Linked DNA regions of Homo sapiens: regions 2, 3, 4, 5 and 6 are each linked to region 1. Evidence: chromatin contacts called from ENCODE Hi-C or POLR2A ChIA-PET data. All regions are on one chromosome and are shown on one strand. Each heading gives the region's core, a stretch centred on a gene start or an enhancer-like site at or near the end of the contact. The rest is flanking DNA. Distances are from core to core; before and after follow the strand shown. Region 1 holds the start of LINC02606 (long intergenic non-protein coding RNA 2606). Region 2 holds the start of SRM (spermidine synthase). Region 3 has its middle 39 kb from the start of LINC01714. Region 4 holds the start of RERE-AS1 (RERE antisense RNA 1). Region 5 overlaps PEX14 (peroxisomal biogenesis factor 14). Region 6 holds the start of DFFA (DNA fragmentation factor subunit alpha).

What was found. A loop is a pair of places that touch in the nucleus more often than their neighbours do. ChIA-PET counts read pairs that join two places held with the same protein, here RNA polymerase II (POLR2A). Pooled maps may share reads with other maps.
Region 2: a loop to region 1 is called in a pooled map, with 7 times the contacts of the local background. The contact joins the promoter of SRM here to the promoter of LINC02606 in region 1. A Hi-C loop is called at or near these places in 5 of 50 pooled maps. POLR2A ChIA-PET finds 5 or more read pairs at or near these places in 2 of 52 experiments (T-cell and naive thymus-derived CD8-positive, alpha-beta T cell).
Region 3: a pooled map shows a loop between it and region 1 (5-fold over the local background). The contact joins the enhancer-like site here to the promoter of LINC02606 in region 1. A Hi-C loop is called at or near these places in 2 of 37 single-sample maps with no recorded cell type and 4 of 50 pooled maps.
Region 4: a loop to region 1 is called in a pooled map, with 18 times the contacts of the local background. The contact joins the promoter of RERE-AS1 here to the promoter of LINC02606 in region 1. A Hi-C loop is called at or near these places in 9 of 37 single-sample maps with no recorded cell type and 8 of 50 pooled maps. POLR2A ChIA-PET finds 5 or more read pairs at or near these places in 2 of 52 experiments (activated T-cell and naive thymus-derived CD8-positive, alpha-beta T cell).
Region 5: a pooled map shows a loop between it and region 1 (5-fold over the local background). The contact joins the enhancer-like site here to the promoter of LINC02606 in region 1. A Hi-C loop is called at or near these places in 5 of 50 pooled maps. POLR2A ChIA-PET finds 5 or more read pairs at or near these places in 2 of 52 experiments (B cell and activated T-cell).
Region 6: a map of CD4-positive, alpha-beta T cell shows a loop between it and region 1 (24-fold over the local background). The contact joins the promoter of DFFA here to the promoter of LINC02606 in region 1. A Hi-C loop is called at or near these places in 3 of 168 maps with a recorded cell type or tissue (B cell, CD4-positive, alpha-beta T cell and naive thymus-derived CD4-positive, alpha-beta T cell), 3 of 37 single-sample maps with no recorded cell type and 10 of 50 pooled maps. POLR2A ChIA-PET finds 5 or more read pairs at or near these places in 1 of 52 experiments (H1).

The regions. Positions count from the first base shown.
Region 1 is chr1:9,427,678-9,430,902 of GRCh38, forward strand. LINC02606 (long intergenic non-protein coding RNA 2606) reads right to left here and starts at 1,319. Exons shown (of 2, transcript NR_104622.2): 1 at 1,245-1,319. RefSeq lists enhancers at 52-686, 1,185-1,414, 1,475-1,564.
Region 2 is chr1:11,058,594-11,061,661 of GRCh38, forward strand. It overlaps SRM (spermidine synthase), which reads right to left and starts at 1,425. Exons shown (of 8, transcript NM_003132.3): 1 at 1,184-1,425; 2 at 632-752; 3 at 207-299. The coding sequence starts at 1,350. RefSeq lists silencers at 945-1,134, 1,345-1,874.
Region 3 is chr1:8,168,375-8,171,933 of GRCh38, forward strand. No RefSeq gene overlaps it. Among named protein-coding and RNA genes, the nearest start is that of LINC01714, 39 kb to the right of the region's middle. Within about 2 kb of position 1,522, at least 26 of the 41 ENCODE cell types and tissues checked have a DNase peak (open chromatin) inside an H3K27ac peak, as active enhancers do.
Region 4 is chr1:8,423,316-8,426,866 of GRCh38, forward strand. It overlaps RERE-AS1 (RERE antisense RNA 1), which reads left to right and starts at 1,330. Exons shown (of 4, transcript NR_125999.1): 1 at 1,330-1,386. All of the region lies in intron 11 of RERE (arginine-glutamic acid dipeptide repeats), which reads right to left. RefSeq lists silencers at 130-469, 780-919.
Region 5 is chr1:10,509,708-10,512,822 of GRCh38, forward strand. The region is part of intron 2 of PEX14 (peroxisomal biogenesis factor 14); the gene reads left to right. Among named protein-coding and RNA genes, the nearest start is that of PEX14, 36 kb to the left of the region's middle. Within about 2 kb of position 1,269, at least 19 of the 41 ENCODE cell types and tissues checked have a DNase peak (open chromatin) inside an H3K27ac peak, as active enhancers do; they include B cell, where a contact is called at or near this core.
Region 6 is chr1:10,470,394-10,473,894 of GRCh38, forward strand. It overlaps DFFA (DNA fragmentation factor subunit alpha), which reads right to left and starts at 2,136. Exons shown (of 6, transcript NM_004401.3): 1 at 1,930-2,136. The coding sequence starts at 2,065. RefSeq lists an enhancer at 1,605-1,704.

The sequences.
Region 1 (3,225 bases), core at 69-2,568:
TAATCTAAACTGTACCTAGCAAACAGGTGGGACTTCAATGTTTCTTGAATTAACCACCTAAATGTGCCATGATGTCAGAGACAGATGTCATCCTCACTGTAGCCCCCAGGTTCAGCACAGTATCCAGGAAAGAATGGGTGCTTGTAGTCCCAGCTACTCGGGAGGCTGAGGCAGGAGAATTGCTTGAACCCGGGAGGCAGAGGTTGCAGTGAGCCGAGATCTCGCCATTGCACTCCAGCCTGGTTGACAGAGCAAGACTCTGTCTCAAAAAAAAAAAAAAAAAAAAAAAGCATAGGTGCTTAATCAATGTCAGCCAATGAATACGTAAAGGAATTCTAAGTTTTAGAACAGTGATACTTTATTTTTCTTTGTTTGTTTGTTTGTTTTTGTTTCTTTTGAGCCGGAGTCTCACCGTCGGTCAGGCTGAAGTCCAGTGGTGCCAGCTCGACTCACTGCAACCTCCACCTCCCGGGTTCAAGCGATTCTCCTGCCTCAGCCTCCGGAGCAGCTGGGATTACAGGCGTGCACCACCACGCCTGGCTAATTTTTGTATTTTTAGTAGAGACGGGGTTTCACCATGTTGGCCAGGCTGGCCTCAAGTGATCCGCCCAACTCGGCCTCCCACAGTGCTGGGGTAACAGGTGTGAGCCACCACGCCTGGCCGATACTTCATTTTTCTGGAGGTCATTTACTTAGTAAGGCCAACTGGATCCTGGCTAAAAATGTGAAAGAAGACAGAAAGAGTCACGAGCAGTGAACAAAAGTCACGGGTCCTAGCACGTAAAAGCTCAAGTACTTGATTCAAAGCCGAAATTCTCAGGTCCTCAGTTGTAGCCTGGTTACCCTTACAAACACCAGTGCTAAAGAGCACGGTTACTAATCTTTCCAGGACACAAGATTTGAAAGCATCTGTTTCGAAGGGAGATGACCTGCTAGAGGAAGCTTGCGGGCAACAGCAAATTGGGAGTTCGACTAGCACTTTCAGACTGGGATGCAACGAAGAACTCGCCAGCAGAGGTAAGAGATGGGCAAGATGAAGAGAATGAACTCTGATTCTCGGATATCTGCCCGCAAGGTGGCTCCGAGAAAGCCAGCGGGAAACTGCAGCATCGCGGAGGACTTCTCTAGTTCAGGTTAAAGAGACAGCAGCCAGAGGGAGCCGACCTCAAACCCAACTCCCGACAGCAACCTTGAGGCCACCCGAGGTGGCGCATGCGCAGTGTGCGAGGTAGTGCTCTTCCTACCTGCCGACCTGCGGAGCCTTCTTACTGAGCAGGGCTTACGTCACGCAAGCGCCGCGGGTGTGTGACGTCATCTGAGAGCGCCACGCGCGGTCCCGAAAACCTGAGCACCCTCTGGCTAAGGCGTTGCTGTAGAGACGGTGCGCCAGCCCCGCCCCCGAGGCGGGATTGGAGGAAAACTGGACAGCTGACAAGGGTGACGTTTCGAAAGCGCGCGGGAGGCCGTGCTGGGACGCAGAGCCCGAAAACCTATTTGAGGGGCGTCTTGACCGAAGGTGCTAAATATCACATGTCCCCATTAAAGTAAAAATGCAAACTGCCCTAATCGGATTTCGTGTAAGGCAGGAGGGCTGGGAAGACTTAAATGTATCACTTCAGTAGTTTAGGGGTGGGAAGAAGAGTTTGGACCAGACTGGTGCCGGGATAACCTGACCTTTTTGAGCCTTAACTTCTTCTCGAAGGGATCGTTCCCATCAGCATATAAACATGTAATTTCCCCCTTCCTGAGAACCCTGTGGTGGCTCCAGCTCCCACCCCATCCCTTCGCTTTCTGAATACCGTAACTCCTTGGAAGAGTGTATATATTCTTTGTCCAGCTCTCTCCTCCCACTCTGTTGAACTCCCTCCAGCCAAACTCAGTCTCTCCCAAGTCCTCCTCTTACCTGCTCTATCAGCAATTTTTGATACAGTTTATCACCCTCTCCTCCGCAAAACTTTCTTCACTTGGCTTTTGGCAGTGCACACGCTTGTTTTTCTCCTCCATCCCTGCCCCACCTTCTCTGTTTCTTTTGCTAGCCTCTCCTCTTTTTCCTGACCTCTAAATGTATCAGTACCCCCAGCACTGGCTCCTTGGACTTCTCTTTCTTTTCGCTTAATCTCTTGATGATTTCATCGGGTTTCATGGCTTTAAAGACTATGTGCTGATGACTCCCCTCCTTATAGCTCCAGCCTGGAATTCATCCTCAAGAAAAATCCTTCTGGCTTCTCAGGCTGTAAACTTAGAGTTCTTCATCCCGTGTCAAATCTGTCAGCAGATCCTATTGGCTTTTCTTTTTTCCCCAGAATCCGGTATCCACTAACAGCATCTTAGACCAAGCCCCCATCTCTCACCTGGATTATTGTAATTGCCTAGCTGGTCCTTCCTCTGCTCCCACCCCGTCAGTCTGTGTTTACATAACAACCTCAGTAATTCTGTTAAAAGTCATATCATGTGCCTCCTCTGTGCAAAAACTACCAGGCCTCCTGTCTCAGAGTAAAAGCCAAACCTTTACCATGGCTAGAAGTGTTCCACACGGCCAGGCCTCTGTTCTAGACCTTTCCTTTCTTGTCTCCGTTCTCACTTAACACCAGCCACAGTGGCCATTCTGCCAGGCTTGCTTCTGCCTCTGGGATCCTGAACTTGCCTTTACCTCTGCCTGGAACTTGTCCTCAGTTATCCCCAGGGCTCTCTCCCTTACCTCCTCCAAGACTTGGCTCAAATGTTCCTCACTGAGAAAGGCTTTCACCAACCTCCTGGTTTTAAATTGCAAATCAGACTCCCCCAAGCCCGCATTCCCATTCCCTTCCTTTTGCTCCATTGCATTTAATGTATCACCTTCTAATAAACCGTTTAATTTAGTTCTTTATCTTATTTGATGTCCCTCTCCGCATGAAGACAGGAATTTGTTTCATCATTGCTCCATCCCCAATTCTGAGACAGAGTGCGTGGCACATGATAGGTGCTCAGTACAGGTCTGTGGAGAGAATGGGTGCATTGCAGAATCCAAGGGTTAAGGCATGGTTAGGAGCTAGAGCTTTAGAGGCTTGGGTTCCAGACTCCCTTTACCACTTAGCTGCTTTGTGGCTTTTTTTTTTTTTTTTTTTTGAGATGGAGTCTCACTCTGTGGCCTAGGCTGGAATGCAGTGGCCCCATGTGGGCTCACTGCAACCTCCGCCTCCCGGGTTCAAGAGATTCTCCTGCCTCAGCCTCCCAAGTAGCTGGGAC
Region 2 (3,068 bases), core at 175-2,674, 1.6 Mb after region 1:
TTTAGTAAGAGCTCGCCACGCAGGTGCCCTCACCACCTGCCAGGCCCTCTGCCATCTGGTTTTCCTACTGAACCCTCCCCGACCAGGTGTTTTCCAGATGGAGAAACAGGCCCTACCTGCCTTGCTCGGGGGTGTGCAGCCATTTCAGGGCACAGCTGGCCGCTGGGAGAACCAGGACTCAAACCTGGCTCTACGCCGGCACTCACCTCGTCGATCTCACACTGGACCACGGACTCCACGGAGGGGTGCTTCACCACCTCCCGCAGGACACCTCCATCTCCGCCCCCGATGATCAGCACCTGGGAGGAGGGGGCAGTCAAGGCAGGGGCCCTGGCAGGACTGGGAGCCCCCAGGCCCCTGAAGCAGACCCCCTGACCCCTCGGACCCACGGGCCTCATCTTTTTCTACCCTCGGAAACGCTTTCGTGCCGGTGTCCCCTTTCCTGGAAGTTCCTTCCAGGGCTGCCCTAGGATTCCGAGGCCGCGTCAGTGTCGGCCCCCACCCCTCCGCGGGACGCCCCTGGCCTCGCTAGCACTTTCTCTGACAACCATGCAGGCAGCATCTGGGAAGAGCCCGGAGCACACCTGGGGCCGCCCCTCGTCCGGCACTGTTCCAGGGGACACTGGGGTACCTTTCGCGGGTTGGGGTGGCTGCAGAGAGGCAGGTTGGCGATCATCTCCTGGTAGGAGAACTCGTCTCTCTCCGTGCACTGGATGACACCGTCCAACACCAGCACGTTGCCATAGGTCTTACTGCGGGCGGAGTGACAGTCGGGGACCTGGGTTCTCTGGGGTGGGGAAAACGTACCCCAAGCCGCCCTGGGTGAGGAGGGTCTCCCCATCCCGCCTAGGGGTCCCAGGGATGAGGAGCGATGGTGACACGTGGCGAGGAACGGCAGGCGGGCCGCCGGGTGGAGGCCGGGGTGGGACCCGGGGTCTCCTCGGGCTCTGACGTGTCCTGAGGGCTGACACGTGGAGCGGGGCGCAGACTCCGACTCCCCCACCCAAGAGGCCAGCCCGCAGTCCCAGCCCCAGCCCAGGGAGGCGGTGTGAGGGGTGGCGAGGGGGCCAGGGCAGGACGAGGTCCAGCCCGCTTGGGTCCCGGCGTGGAGAGGCCCGTGAGGCGGGCAGCAGGCGGCCCGGGCTGAGCCTAGGGGGCAGGCGCCTGCGGGCAGCGGCGGTACCTGCGGAAGACGAGGATGTCCTGGTAGCGCGAGCGCCGGTGGTGGAGCAGCTGCTCCACCTGCAGTGACAGGGCCTGGCCGGGCCACAGGCTGCAGGTCTCGCGGAACCAGCCCTCGCGGATGGCGGCGGGGCCGGAGGCGGCGGGGCCGTCGGGGCCGGGCTCCATGGCGGGCGGGCGGGCGGCGCGGGGCGCGGGCCCGGGACTGCAGGCCGCGCGGCGCCGCAGCACAACGGGACCAGCTCCGCCCGCCGCCCGCGCCGCAACCTAACCCGGGCGCGGGGCGGGGCCTGCCGGCGGGGGCGGAGCCCGCGCTCGCCAATGGCAAAGCGGCCTCGCCTGGCGCTCATTGGCCACCGGCTCGCAGAGCGGCGCAGAGTGGCTGTGGCGCGCCGTCCGTCGGCGGCAGCAGGGTAGTGCGGCCCGCTCCAGGGGCCACGTGGGGCCCGGCCGGGGCCGGGCGGCCGGGTCGGGTTCCGGGGCGGGCTGGGCCGGCGGAAGGGGTCCGGGTCCTTCCTCCGCCCCAAGCAGCCGGGGCGGTGCACCACCGGCCCCCGCTTCCTTCTCGGGGTTGGGAGGCACCGAGGGCCTCGAGGGGCTGCGGGACTCGGGCTTGGTGTGGAGGGCAAGAGCGCTGCGACGTGCGGACTGGAGAGTCAGCCTTTGGGCTGGAGACACGGGAGCGGGTGGCTACAGTGGTTTACGTTGTTGCACGGGGCGAGTAGAACGTATCCTTCTTTGCGTCCAAAATCTGGTTCCTTGTTGGATTTGAACAGATTATGTGGCTCGTCGGGGCGAACCGAGGGTTTTTATTTACTTGGAAAGAATCATCACAGCCCGCGAATTCACAAGCTGGATTTAGCCATTTTCCCTTAGATTCTGCGCCATGAGCCTATAGGCTGTTGAATACGAGAGAAGTGCTTTTCTAAACGAGTTTCTAAATTTACCAGCAGTGTCCAGGAAGAGGCCCAGAACATACATATTCAGCACCAGAAAAGACTGGCACGCAATTTTTCTTGACAAACTGGGTCTTGCTCTTTGAAGGGTGGGTGGGAATGTGCTGTTTTTATGAGAATGTCAAAGAACTTCTCAGAATCACATTAAGCATGCTAATTACCAAATATTAAATGCTAATTGTTCCACACGCAGTTCGAATGCCAAGGAAGGAAGATGAAACTAGTATAAGCTACTCTTGACATTATGTCAGGGATGGTTTTGACACGTTTTGCAGCCTCCACCTGGAGGTGGGGAACGTTTCCTGTGTCGTCCCCAGAGCAGAGTAACAGCGTTGTTTATGGGTGAGAGCAAGCCTCAAGCCTAGGCAACAATGTGCCTTGCTTGCTTTTAAGCTCCTTCTAAAGGGGAGGTAAACCAAGACCGCTAAAGAATTGCTAGGTGCCTGGGCGTGATGGTTCACCCCGGTAATCCCAGCACTGTGGGAGGCGGAGGCGGAGGCGGGCGGATCACGAGGTCAAGAGATCAAGACGATCCTGGCCAACATGGTGAAACCCCGTCTGTACTAAAAATACAAAAATTAGCTGGGCATGGTAGTGCGCGCCTGCAGTCCCAGCTACTCGGGAGGCTGAGGCAGGAGAATCGCTTGAACCCGGGAGTTGGAGGTTGCAGTGAGCTGAGATTGCGCCACTGCACTCTAGCCTGGGCAACGATAGTGAAACTCCGTCTCAAAAAAAAAAAAAAAAAATTGCTAGGCAGCTGGGCACAGGGGCTCAGGCTGATAATACTAGAATTTTGGGAGGCCGAGGCAGGAGGACCGCTTGAGCCCAGGAGTTCGAGACCAGCCTGGGCAACATAGCAAGACTGTCTCTAAAAAATAAAAAACATTGCTAGGCAACAGCTTCCATGGACTTGTTCCAGGAACGAAGATT
Region 3 (3,559 bases), core at 272-2,771, 1.3 Mb before region 1:
GGTTCAACGAGCCATGGCATTTTCCACCAGAGGGTCAGCATCTGGGCCTCTGTTATTTTTCCTTTTGAGGCCCAGTTTTCTTGAAAACGAATAAAACTTACAGCTCTTAAAAATACCTAGGATGGGCTGGGCGCAGTGGCTCATGCCTGTAATCCCAGCATTTTGGGAGGCCGAGGCAGGCAGATCACGAGGTCAGGAGCTCAAGACCAGCCTGACCAACGTGGAGAAACCCTGTCTCTACTAAAAATACAAAAATTATACCGGGCACAGTGGCTCACGCCTGTAATCCCAGCACTTTGGGAGGCCAAGGCGGGCGGATCAAGAGCTCAGGAGTTTGAGACCAGCCTGACCAACATGGTGAAACCCCGTCTCTACTAAAAATTAGCTGGATATGGTGGTGCACGCCTGTAATCCCAGCTACTTGGGAGGCTGAGGCAGGAGAATTGCTTCAATCTGGGAGGCGGAGGTTGCAGTGAGCCGAGATGGCCCCACTGTACTCCACCCTGGGCAACAGAGTGAGACTCCATCTCAAACAAAAACAAAAACAAAAATGAGCCGGGTGTGGTGGCACATGCCTGTAATCCCAGCTATTTGGGAGGCTGAGTGGGGAGAATCACTTGAACCTGGGAGGCAGAGGTTGCAGTGAGCCAAGATCACACCACTGCACTCCAGCCCGGCCAATAAGAGTAAAACTCCGTCTCAAAAAAATAAAAAACAAGAAAAACCTAGGATGGGCCGGGCATGGTGGCTCATGCCTGTAATCCCAGCACTTTGGGAGGCCGAGGCAGGGGGATCACTTGAGGTCAAGAGTTTGACACCAGCCTGGCCAACATGGTAAAACCCCACCTCTACTAAAAATACAAAAATTAGCTGGACATGGTAGCAGGTGTCTGTAATACTAGCTACTCAGGAGGCTAGGGCAGGAGCATCACTTGAACCTGGGAGGTGAAGTTTGCAGCTAGCCAAGATCGCGCCACTGCACTCCAGCCTGGGCCGCAACAACAGCAACAACAAAATACCTAGGATGCAGCACTCTTCATGGATTTAATCTAATTATCATGTGAGATGAGTCAATGATCATGAATTGTAGGGGTAAAGAAAATGAGTCACAATGAGACCATTGGTGATGGGTCAGAAGGGGCTCCCTGGTTTCACCCTCCACTGCCCTGGGGGGTCCACGCTTCCCCTTGAGCTGTGGCTGGGTGATGCTGCCCTCAAAGGCCAGCTGTCATGGGCTTTCCCCACCCCGACCCTGAAATTTCCCCCATTTGTCTGAGCTATGGCCACCTTACTGGCTCAGAAGTCAGGCTACAATACTGCAATGGAACCGGGTGATGAAGTGTCATAAATAGTTAATACAAATTCTGCCAACAAGTTTGGGGTTAATAGCCGATCTTAAAATGGGTAAGGGAAAGAAAGGGAGAGGGAGGGAAAAAGGAGAGGGAAGAGAGAGAGAGACAAAGAAAAAGAGAGAGATTTTCTGGCATTCATCCTAAGCATTTCAGCCGTAAACTGGTTTAGGCCAGTGAGACAGGATGTTCTGCAGAGCAAAGATCACGTGACCACACAGTGCGAACAAACAGATGGTGTATCATTAACAAACTGCAACGCTGCATTTCCTAGTCTCTCCAGGGTGTCAGTGACCCAGGCAATTTAATTAAAAACATTAAAAAAAAAAAAAAAAGTGACAAGGGCCAAAGTTTCATCCTGTTTAAATTCAACTTCATCAAAAAAGTGGAGGGGCTATCCCTTCCATGAAACGTCCACATATGAGCCCCTCAGGGAAGTGGCACCAACGTGTAGGTCAGTGGCACAGTCAGGCCTCTGGTCAGTGGCCATTGATCCAGAAATGCGGCCAGGGCATGGCCAGGGCAGGGGCAGCTCCAGGACAGAGACCAGCTCGCCTCCCATTAGCCTCCTGGGGAGACAGGACAGGTAAACAGCAGGGAGCTCAGGGGGTTTTATGGACCAGGCCGTGTACACAGTTTGTCCCGAGTACAAACAAGCAGGTGGCCAGTCTCACCTTTGTTCTAAGAAGCGGGATCCAGGCAGGCCAGGAGGCCCAGAGGGTAGCTGTCAGGAGACACTGGGGCCCAACCAGGGCTTCCCACTGCAGGAGCGGGTCAGGAGCTTGGACACTCTCGGACACTCAGCACTGTCCTCGCTTGAACCTCCCCGGTAATGGCAGCATAAAGTGATGGTCAAGGGGCATCCGGTTGGGACTCAAGAAGCTTAATCCCAAATCCCTGCCCCACAGTCTACCAGTGACAGACACTGTGCTGAAGTCAGCCTCCACATGCTCACCTGTAGAATTGTGACAACATGGCAAGGGCAGGTGAAGGCCCCAGGATAGTGCCTGGCCATTGAGAGTGCTCTGTCGTGCAGGTGGGCATGGGCATGGGGCTGTCCAGAATTGAGCTGTTTTTTTGAGTTGGAGTCTTGCTCTGTAGCCCAGGCTGGAGTGCAATGGTTCACTGCAACCTCTGCCTCCCAGGTTCACGTGATTCTCCTGCCTCAGCCTCCCGAGTAGCTGGGATTACAGGTGACCAACACCACGCCCAGCTAATTTTTGTATTTTTAGTAGAGACAGGGTTTCACCATGTTGGCCAGGCTGGTCTCAAACTCTTTTTTTTTTTTTGAGACAGAGTCTTGCTCTGTTGCCCAGGCTGGAGTGCAGTGGTGTGATCTTGGCTCACTGCAAGCTCCGCCTCCCAGGTTCACGCCATTCTCCTGCCTCAGCCTCCCGAGTAGCTGGGACTACAGGCAACTGCCACCATGCCCTGCTAATTTTTTTTGTATATTTAGTAGAGACGGAGTTTCACTGTGTTAGCCAGGATGGTCTCGATCTCCTGACCTCATGATCCATCCACCACGGCCTCCCAAAGTGCTGGGATTACAGGTGTGAACCACCACACCCGGCCCAGGCTGGTCTCAAACTCTTGACCTCGGGTGATCCACCCGCCTCGGCTTCCCAAAGTGCTGGGATTACCGGTGTGAGCCACTGCGGCCGATATCTACGTTTTTAAAGACTCCTGTAATGGTGGCAAACTTGAGGCTCCTGGACATGGAAGGTGAAGAGGGCAAGAAAGCTGCAGGAGAAACCCTAGAGAGGTGGGACAGCTGGGGATCAATGGCTTAGGAATCTGTAAAGAAGGATATTTAGGTTTTTAGAATTTACATAAGGCCAGGCACGGTGGCACACACCTGTAATCCCAGCACTTTGGGAGGCTGAGGCAGGGGGATCGCTTGAGCCCAGGAGTTTGAGACCAGCCTGGACCACATAGGGAGACCCAGTCTCTGTAAAAAATAATTTTAAAATTTTAAAAGAAATTCATATAATCTTGGGCTTCCCAGCAGGTAAACAAAAGAATCCTAATTAATCTCAAGTGCAGATCATAAGAATTTGGAGAAACTGTTTGCACTCCAACATCTATGGAGATCAGTAGCTTTCTAGATTACAAAAATTCTAAATAAAATGTAACTTGGATAAAACTTGATTTTTGCACAGTGATACACCTAAAAGAAGCACAACTCTGACTCAAAGGCTTTGATGACAAAT
Region 4 (3,551 bases), core at 80-2,579, 1.0 Mb before region 1:
TCACAGAAGCCCACCGGGAACACGAAAGCCAGCGGGCCTGCCCCACCGTCCGTCATTAAAAGCCACTCCGAGACACCAGAGAATAACCAGCACCCCTTCCGCCCTCCCGACGCCACTCGCCGCCCCCATCCATTTTCGCAGCAGACTCGTCCCTAACCCCAGCCCGGAGACTTTCACTTTGTCCCATGCCTCCCGAGCACCCCTCCCCGCCCCGGTGGGGGCAGCTCCTGGCTCCGAGCCCCCACCTCGGGGCTCCCAGCCTGGTCCCGGGCGGCCGACCCCAGCAGCCACAGGTAAGCGCCCGGGGTCCGGGGCGGCAAGAGGCCGTCGCCTGTCACTGGGCTCCGGCTCCACAAAGCGCAGGGCGGAGGCGGCCGCGGGTGGCTCGGCGTGTGACCGCGGCGGGGCCGCGCGGCGCGGGGCCCGGGGGGCGCGGGGCTGGGGCCGCCGCTGACGGGGGAGGAGGCAGGAGCGCGGCGCGCAGAGCCCGGCGCGGCCGCGGGCGGCTGCAAAAGGCGGCCTGGATTGCCGCCGCCCTCCTGTCCGCCAGCCGGGGCCCCGCGCCCCGGCCCCGGCCCCGCCCCCGGCCCGACCCCCACCCCGAGGCCGGAGCCTCCAGGGCACCCGGCGCTGGAATCTGTGTCCTCCTTCCGGACAGGAGAACATCAAGGCGGTAAAGCACAGAAACTTCCTCCCTACCGCAGCAAGCGTGGGGAGAGGGCGCCCACAGGGCTGGGGCCCTTCCCAGGCTGCTGGGTCTCCAGCCCACGTTCCGGATGGACGAAGTCGGCTGCGCCCCGGCCGCACGCCCTCCGCCCCAACCCCGCCTCAGCTGCGAAACGGGGGGCTGGCCCCGACGCCCCCCGCGGTCCCTTCCGGCCCGCGATTGTGGGCGGCCTCTCCCTGGCGGCCCAGGCATTAGCCTGCACTTCCCCGGCCGCCGCTTCACAACTAAATCACCGCGGAAGCTTCCCAGCCAATAAATCACCTGCCCACCGGGCAGAGGGTCCCTCCCACTCCCTGTGTTTGAGACCCGCCAGGCGGATTCAGTGAAGGGCCAGACTTAGCCTTTTAAGACCAGTCTGCAACCTCCTACTCCAGTAGTGGAGGCTTTGCGTTTTTGAATTTCACCCTTGCTGAGATATGACTCATCATTGTCAATTTTCAATATAATTCATACAGTTCGAAGGGAAAATCTCTCAAGGCACAAGAAAGCAGCAAGCTCTCCTCTAGTGTGAGGAGTGACCTTTGTTACTTGACAAAAGTATCGTTTATATGATCAACAGGCATCCTACGCTGTGTGCACACAGCATATCACCGGGAGAGACGGCACGGAAAGATGGCCCTGCCCTCAAGGAGCTGCAGTCTGCCCAGGAAGGCAGACAGGTAAACAAACCAGTCCTAGGGCCTGCAAGAAAAGCAGCAGAGGAACAAAGGGTGGTGGGTGAAGCTAGGAAGAGGAAGCAACTTACTCTGCTTGCTGATGTCTTAGAGGAAGTGACAAGGAAGAGTGTGAGCCTGCCAGGTGGGCTCCAGCAGGGCTTCCAGCAGAAGTCAGCCAGGAAAAGGCACAGGGAACATTCTGGGAACTGCAAGGAGGACAGGGTGTGCAGAATGGAGTGCCAGCAGATAAGACGAAAGAGGCAGGCAAGGATCCGGTTGCAGAGAGCCCTTCAGGCCGCACGGAAGAGTTCCTAATTGTAGGCTGGCAGAAAGGCTGAAGCTGGAGCTTTCCATGAAAAGACTGGATGAGGACTGTGCCAGTGGCAGTGTGGCCTAAGTGTAGATTAGGGACAGACCAGTTAAAGAGGCTGCTGACACAGTTCAGGTATGAGATGAGGACCTCAACTACTGGCACACTCCACCTCAGTAATCAGAATTCCTGCCGCTTAATCCATTCTTCAAGTATTCAGGTATTTACTGAGCACCTAGCTGAGAGGGGTCTAGGAAGATAATAAAGGTTGCCATGGACCTTTACTGAACTGTGATTCATTTTTGCACGTAAGATAAGTATGTGTGAAGTCATTACAGAACATTCTGAGATGTCATCTGGCCAAGCATAAAGAAGTGAGGTGCAGCTCATCAGTGCAGCAAGGGACCCAAGAAGGCTAGACTGCAGTGGTCTGTAGTAGTTCAGAATGCCTTCGCCAAGGCAGTGACATCAGCGAGATCACAAGGGGTGGGCAACTATTGCAGGGGTGGGAGGTGGCTTGGTGACCGGGCCCTCCGTGAAGGTCAGAGGTGGAGAATGGGAGGTGGGTTACAGGGGACAGTCTACACAGACTTGGGGCGGGCAATCTGGAGTGAGCCAGGCTGTGGAACGCCAGGACCATGCAATCGGAACGTGGGCTTGATACCAAGTGACATCTAACAGGTCCAGTAAAAGAGGCCTACACAATAAAGGCAGCATGTGAGAAAGGCTGACTCTGGAACATCAGGGTAAGGTGGCAGAGTTGGACAAACAAATTCAGATCCTGTTTCTTCCATTTATTGTGATGCAATCCTTTGAACATCATCCATTCAACCAATAGTTACTAAGTACCTACTATATGCCAGGAGCCTCATATATATTAATTCGAAATCTTTACAACCTAAGAAGAAGTACAATTATTATCCCCATTTTACAGACAAGGAAGCTGAGGCACAGATAGGTAACTAGATCAACTCCTCAGAGACAAAGCCAGAATTCAAACTTAAGCCCCCTCAAATCCTCAGAGCCACACTCTGTAAAATGCAGGCAGGCGTCTACAGTGGTAACTATTTTCTGTTACCATTTTCTATGAGTCTGTACTTTCCTCTTCTCGGGTCCAATGTCAAATCATAAAGTCCTCAGTATTCTTCCTAAGAAGTGTCTTTCAGCCGGGCGCGGTGGCTCATGCCTGTAATCCTAGCACTTTGGGAGGCTGAGGCGGGCAGACCACAAGGCCAGGAGATCGAGACCATCCTGGCTAACACAGTGAAACCCCGTCTCTACTAAAAATACAAAAAATTAGCTGGGCATGGTGGTGGGCGCCTGTAGTCCCAGCTACTGGGGAGGCTGAGGCAGGAGAATGGCGTCAACCCGGGAGGCGCAGCTTGCAGTGAGCCGAAATTGCGCCACTGCACTCCAGCCTGGGCGACAGAGACTCTGTCTCAAAAAAAAAAAAAAAAAAAGTGTCTTTCAACGCCCTCCTTTCCTGCTCATGCTAGTGGCAGTCCCAGGCCAGACCTTTATCTCTCTTTCCTAATAACTAGGCTATTAACCATCTCCCCCATCCAGCCATTTAAAAGCCTCTGCCAAGGAATTTTTCCCAACTATAGATTTCATCCTGAGTCCCACTTTATCTGGCCCTTAGCCCCTACCTAAGAACAGCATGGTGGTCTCTGCAGGACAGTGTTTACACTCCTTAGCCCTGAATTCAAGGCCCTCCAGGATCCTGGCCCTGCCCACCTTTCCAGCCAGATGTCCAGTAATGCCAACTGGCCCACACTGGGGGACCTCTGTCTCAACTCCAGAATCTGGGTAAGGCATCTCCACGTTCACCTCAAAATCTCTCCTACTCCCAAATGAA
Region 5 (3,115 bases), core at 19-2,518, 1.1 Mb after region 1:
GATTTTTTAAATGTATTTAATCATTTTTTTCTTACCTCTTAAGGATTAACCTGCACAAACCTCATTTTATCCTAAGTGTGGCTTTGGGAGGAAGGGAGGAGAAAATTGAGTTTCTCCAGCTTATTTTATTCTTTTACGCTTTATTTTCCAAATGGCTTTTCCTGCCGAAGCAGCTTTGTATAATACAATGTATTTTCGTGGCCATTACTTACTCATTACTAACTGGTCTCTCCTGCTTCCCTTTGTCTGTGAACTAAATACAGGGGGCCTCAAGATAATTGGTAGCTCCATCACTGACCCACCAATTATAGATCAGCAGGGAAGGCAGCCCAGGGATGGTTTGTGGTTGGCACAGGCTGCCCACCTAGAAATGTGAGTTATTCTCTACCTGCCACCAAGTTGGGCTTGACTAGATCGATCCTTTCCTAATTTTGGACTTTGGCATCTCTAATTGCATCACACGGCTCCCTGGTTTACAGGTTTCAGCCTCATTTCATCCCTACACGTGCTGCTGGTGTCTTTCTTAGTTCATGCCTCCTTGGCATGTCTACAAAGTATTAATTTGCAGAGGTTTTGTTTGTATTTTCCTTTGAGGTTCCCTGGTGCCTAGAATGGTTAGATGGCAGGCTGCAGATAAATAATTCTGTTGAAACAGCAGGTTTCTGTGCATTTTTGTCTGGTGTGTCCAAGTAAAGGCAAGTCTTTGTGGGCACCATATTAAGCCCCCTTTTTGAGCATTTATCTGATTTGTGTTCCAGCTTATCTACTTTGCTCTGGCATGGAGAAGGAAAAGTCCCATTTCCTGCTAGGCTGCCAGGCACTTATGTAAGACTTTTAGGTGCCAAAGTAGGAAAGGAGTCCCTGTGTTGTATGGCCGTATATATTTTGCATGTGTGTTTCCTGGCTGTTTGGCACCTAGGCACTTTGCTAAGCCCTGTATGGGTTGGGCATATACCGTATTGCTCAGCTCCTGGCAGAAAATAGGCACTCATACATATTTGTGGAATGAGTGAGTGTGTGTGCTCACTTATGTGCGATGGAGATGATGAGCCAAGGAGTTGGATTGCACAGTTGCTGCCTGGCGTCCTGCTAGGAACTTAGGGTGCAACATTCCCACTGGGCCACACATATGCCGATGTTCAGTGGATGACTGCTACGCAAGCAACATAAAGAGGCCATTTTATGAAAGGGAACATCAGAGGAAACATTATAACTGAGACCTTTATAGCCTTTCCATTATTATGGTTTAAATCTTGACAGTCTTTATTTGCAATGACACTGGGACCAGTAAAGACAATGCTCACTCCCACCTCCTCGTTCTCCACATCCTGTTCCGTAGCTGTGGTGCACCGATAGGCATCGTTAAATGTGCAGGCAGCAGAGCTGCTGGTTTGTCTAGAAACAGCCCCTTTTGACTCAGAAGTTGGAACCCAGATGACTCACCATTCTATTTGTTTTATTGCAACTGTCATTTCATAAAATGCCCTGACAGCTTTAAACTGTAAATGCCAAAGTGAGGTTTTTGTCTTTTTTATTTTGTTATCTCCTGTTTTTTCTAATCTTTTATATTTCTATTTTCTCCTTTCTTTTCAGACTTATTTTCTCTTTCATTACTGTCTCTTTCTCTGTCCCTCCCTTCCTTCCTGCCTCCCCCCTTTGATGACTCTAATGGCATGAGTAGTTGAAGTGGTTTTTGCTAACATCATGGTGCGTTCTTTCCAGCTTTAATGCTATCTGATTGAGCGTGTCTCCCCTCAGATTTTTGTGTAGGGTTTAGAAATGGAAATGACCATGCACATCAGAGTTTAAATTTTCCTAGGAAAGTCTGCCATGAACTGTAGGACCTATAACTTCTAGAGATGGAGGGACCCCTGACATCTGTGGACTATGGACTCCTGACTTCTGTGGACTCTAGAATTTATGACTTCTGTGGATTGTGGGGCCTCTGACTTCCATAGACCGTGGGACTGTGACTTCTGTGGACCCAGGGACCTCTGAATTCCATGGACTGTGAGACCTCTGACTTCTGTGGCCTGTGAGATCTCTGACCTCTGTGGCCCGTGGGACCTCTGACTTCTGTGGTCTCTGGGACCTGTGACCTCTTTGACTTCCAAGTCTTCTGTGGACTGCAGGACCTCATCAACACGTGTATTGCCAGAAGAGAGGCTTGATTGTGTTAACCTGTTTCTCTCCAGAGGTGTCACATACTAGAATTTCTGCTCAGTCTTATGGCTTAGGTGGGGTGTTGAGTCTAAATATATATATTTTTTGAGACGGAGTCTTGCTCTGTCACCCAGGCTGGAGTGCAGTGGCATAATCTTGGCTCACTGCACGCTCCGCCTCCCGGGTTTACGCCATTCTCCTGCCTCAGCTTCCCGAATAACTGGGACTACAGGCGCCTGCCCCCACGCTCGGCTAATTTTGGTATTTTTAGTAGAGACAGGGTTTCACCATGTTAGCCAGGATGGTCTCGACCTCCTGACCTCGTGATCTGCCCTCCTCGGCCTCCCAAAGTGCTGAGATTACAGACGTGAGCCACCGTGCCTGGCCCAAGTCTAAATTTTTAAGGACTAGAGCTCTCAGACCAGGACTTTCTGGATCTTTTTTTCTGATACCCAACACTGTGGCACTTGACTAAGTCACCTGATTGATGACATGAGCATTGCTGGGTGTTGAAACACCTGGCCAGGGAAACAGAGACTTCTGTGGATTCATCCAAAGGATGGCAGACAGATTGTGGAATTTTAATGAAGGTGGGGTGGATCCCTGATGTTCGCCTGCTTTGAAGCATAGCAGAATCCCAGCATTAACTTCAGGGGTGTTGGTTGGAAACCTGCACTGGCGTCGGTGGTTATATTCCACATTTGTCAAATCCTTAAATCCAACTGAACTAATTTTAGAAGTAGCTAGTTATAATGAAAAAGAACAATATATTCAGATGCATAGGATCGTTTTTAAATGAAATGCTCCCTGTTCTTTTCCTTCTTTTTTTTTTTAACTTTTATTTTTTATGATGGAGTCTTGCTCTGTCGCCAGGCTGGAGTGCAGTGGCGTGATGTCGGCTCACTGCAACCTCCGCCTCACGGGTTCAAGCGATTCCCTGCCTCAGCCTCCT
Region 6 (3,501 bases), core at 886-3,385, 1.0 Mb after region 1:
GTCTCTCATTCATTTATTCAGTTTTCCTCTTTTTTTTTTTTTTTTTTTTGAGACGGAGTCTCACTCTGTCGCCCAGGCTGGAGTGCCCAGGCGCTATCTGGGCTCACTGCAAGCTCCGCCCCCCGGGTTCACGCCATTCTCCTGCTTCAGCCTCCGGAGTAGCTGGGATTACAGGCGCCCACCACCACGCCCGGCTAATTTTTTTGTATTTTTAGTAGAGACGGGGTTTCACCGTGTTAGCCAGGATGGTCTCGATCTCCTGACCTCGTGATCCGCCCACCTCGGCCTCCCAAAGTGCTGGGATTACAGGTGTGAGCCACCGGACCCGGCCCTCAGGTGTCCTCTTAAATTCTCCTATGTGTAAAAATGTCAAAAAATACACCAAAAAGGCCAGGCACGGTGGCTCACGTCTGTAATCCCAGCACTTTGGGAGGCCGAGGCGGGTGGATCACAAAGCAGGCAATCGAGACCATCCTGGCTAACATGGTGAAAAACCGTCTCTGCTAAAAAATACAAAAAATTAGATGGGCGTGGTGGTGGGCGCCTGTAGTCCCAGCTACTCGGGAGGCTGAAGCAGGAGAATGGAGTGAACCCGGGAGGCGGAGCTTGCAGTGAGCCGAGATAGCGCCACTGCACTCCAGCCTGGGTGACAGAGTGACACTCCGTCTCAAAAAAAAAAAAAAAAAAAGAAAATGCTTTTTGTTCTTTACAGTATCTTCCTTAGCAGCTTCTTTTCTAACCTATGGGAAAGTATAAAAGAAGTGGAAGCTTCTATCAGTAGCTTTTCATATCATTATCATTGGCGGAGAGGCTTTCTCCAGGACAGGTCTGTACTATTCCATTTAGTGATAGCAATGCTTCAAATACTAACGGGACTGGAGTGATCAGAAATAGCCAAGAGACTACAAATATCCTTCAGCGGTGTTGTCTACCACCCAATAGAACAGCAAGGCATGTATGCGCTGGACTGCAGAGAACACCAGCCTCTGTGCCACGCACATCCAGCCACGGCACTGAAGGGGAATTAGAAGTAAAGTAATCTAATGTCAGGAAAAAAAATACATAAATGCTTATATGCAAAATCCATGTTACCAAAGCATTTATAATGCTTTGGCTGTTCATGGGTCTCTGAAAATTTCCATATGATTTCTGTTGGTGACTGAGAGGAAGCAACTGTGCCCTCTGACACACACTGTGACTACATGCCTGGGGCTGGCTCACACATGTAACCTGTAAAACTTCTTTGGGTAAGCGATTTGTTGCTACTGGCTAATAAGACTTGTAAGTCACTTAAATATATCATCTTATTTGAGAGAACCAACAACCCTTTGAAGCAGGGCTATAAATATTATACCCAATTTGCTGATGAGAAAACTGAGGGTTGAGAGCTGGTTAAGTGCAAGGCCAAGCAGCTGGTAAAGGTATGGGGCCGGGCTCGGAACTTCCGTCGGCTCCGTCACTTACAACTCACGTTCCTTGTCTGGACCTCCAGAAATGGTCAGTAGCAGCTCCCTCTTTCCTGCATAGGTTCCTGCCAGAGCGGACGGTGGAAACCCCTCCCCACACCGCCGTGGGCTCAGCTGGGGGTTCTTGTACCATCTGAGTGTGGCGGAGTGGCAGGAACCCAGTGGGGTCCGTTTGGTCCAACATCGAAGTGATTTCAGGCAAGAGACCTAAGCCGAGTCTGGCTTAATTTGCACATTGCTTCCTGGCTGTCTTCCCACCACCGTGGAGTCTCACACGAGATTAATTACGCTCAAGCGCCTTAAATCTGTAAATCGCTATGCCCACTCGGACCGTTTCTGTCCCAAGCCTCCACCCGAGATACAAGAATCCCCAAGTCGCCTCTCCTGACCCCGCCTCGCCCCCGCCGGACGTCCTCACCCGGCCCTGGCTCCCCCACACCCTCGCCCGGGGTCCCGAGCCAACCCTTGCTCCTCAGGTCTTCGAGGCAGGAGGCGGCCACGCCGTGCTGTTCGCGGCTGTAGTTGCGGCGCAGCAGACACGGCTTTAGAGTCCGGATCTCGCCAGATTCTGGTACCCCGGCGTCCCCGGTCACCTCCATCCTCCACAAGGTGGGACCTGCCCACCTTCGAGAAGTCGCGGGAGGCCGGAGCGGCGGTCCTTCTACTCGACCCCCTTCCGCAGCCTGCCGGGAGATGTAGTTCGTTCCGCAGCAAATCACACGTGAGACCAGGGCACGCCGGGAAATGTAGTTCTAGTTGCCGCTAATCACGTGTGGCGTCGAAGCATGCCGGAAACTGTAGTCTCTGGGTTTAAAGCCGCTTTCGTTCTATCGCGCGATTCAGCCTAGGAGTTGTTTTTAACTTTTAGGAGCTGCATTCGCGCGTTCAAATATAAGGCCAATAGAGACTTATTTTGCATGACGATGCACACGCATGTATACTGTATTGAATTTTTAGAGCATTCCTATTCGCATATGAGATGCATAATGCTAATACAGACACCCGCATGTTTCCACCCATTCTATTTCCTGCTTCAACTGTGCAAATTAGTTTGGGGTCTCAGAACAAAACGCTTAAATAAATATAGTAAGCATTAAAGTCTCAAATGCATCGGAGAGGAAAGGGGAAATGCGACTCGGCACTGTTGGAGATTGTTCAGATGCCTCTTGACAACATATTCATCTTTGTTTTAATACTGCTACTATGGAAAAGTTTGTTTTTTTCCTCCTGAAAAATAAACATCTAAGATTAAAAGAATAGTAATAAAAATGATCAAAAAGTTCCTCTCTTAAAAGAGGGCATTTTATGTAAACTAGAAGTAATTATCTGCTCATATTTATTCATTCGGGGGACACTTTCCTTCCTTGTTTCTTTTTTCTTTTTTTGAGACAGCGTTTCGCTCTGTCTCCCAGGCTGGAGTGCAGTGGCGCGATGATGGCTCACTGCAGTTTTGATCTCCTGGGCTCAAGCAATCCTCCCACCTCATATTTTGTTTATAAAAACGTGGGCAAGGGCCCCGGGGGCGGTGGCTCACCCCTGTAATCTCAGCACTTTAGGAGGCCGAGGCGGACAGATGATCTGAGGTCAGTAGTTTGAGACCAGCCTGGCCAGCATGGTGAAACCCTATCTCTACTAAAAATACAAAAATTAGCCGGGCGTGATGGCGCACGCCTGTAGTCCCAGCTCTTGGGAGGCTGAGGCAGGTGAATCGCTTGAACCCGGGAGGCGGAGGTTGCAGTCGGCCCAGATCGCACCATTGCACTCCAGCCTGGGCGTCAGGAGCAAGACTTCGTCTCAAGCAAAAACAAAAACAAAAGCAAAAACAAACAAAAAAAACGTGGGAGAGGAAATTGGATATTATCTCAAGAAAAGTTTAGACATTTAAAACAGCGTTTAGTAGGAGGAATTATTCATTAAGTCATCCCTTTTAAGCAGTCTATATTGATCAAAACACAACTATAATAGGAGCTGGCGGTTAACTCTAATGTATGTATCCTTTTTCATATAATTTCATTTTTTATTTTCTTATCTTATT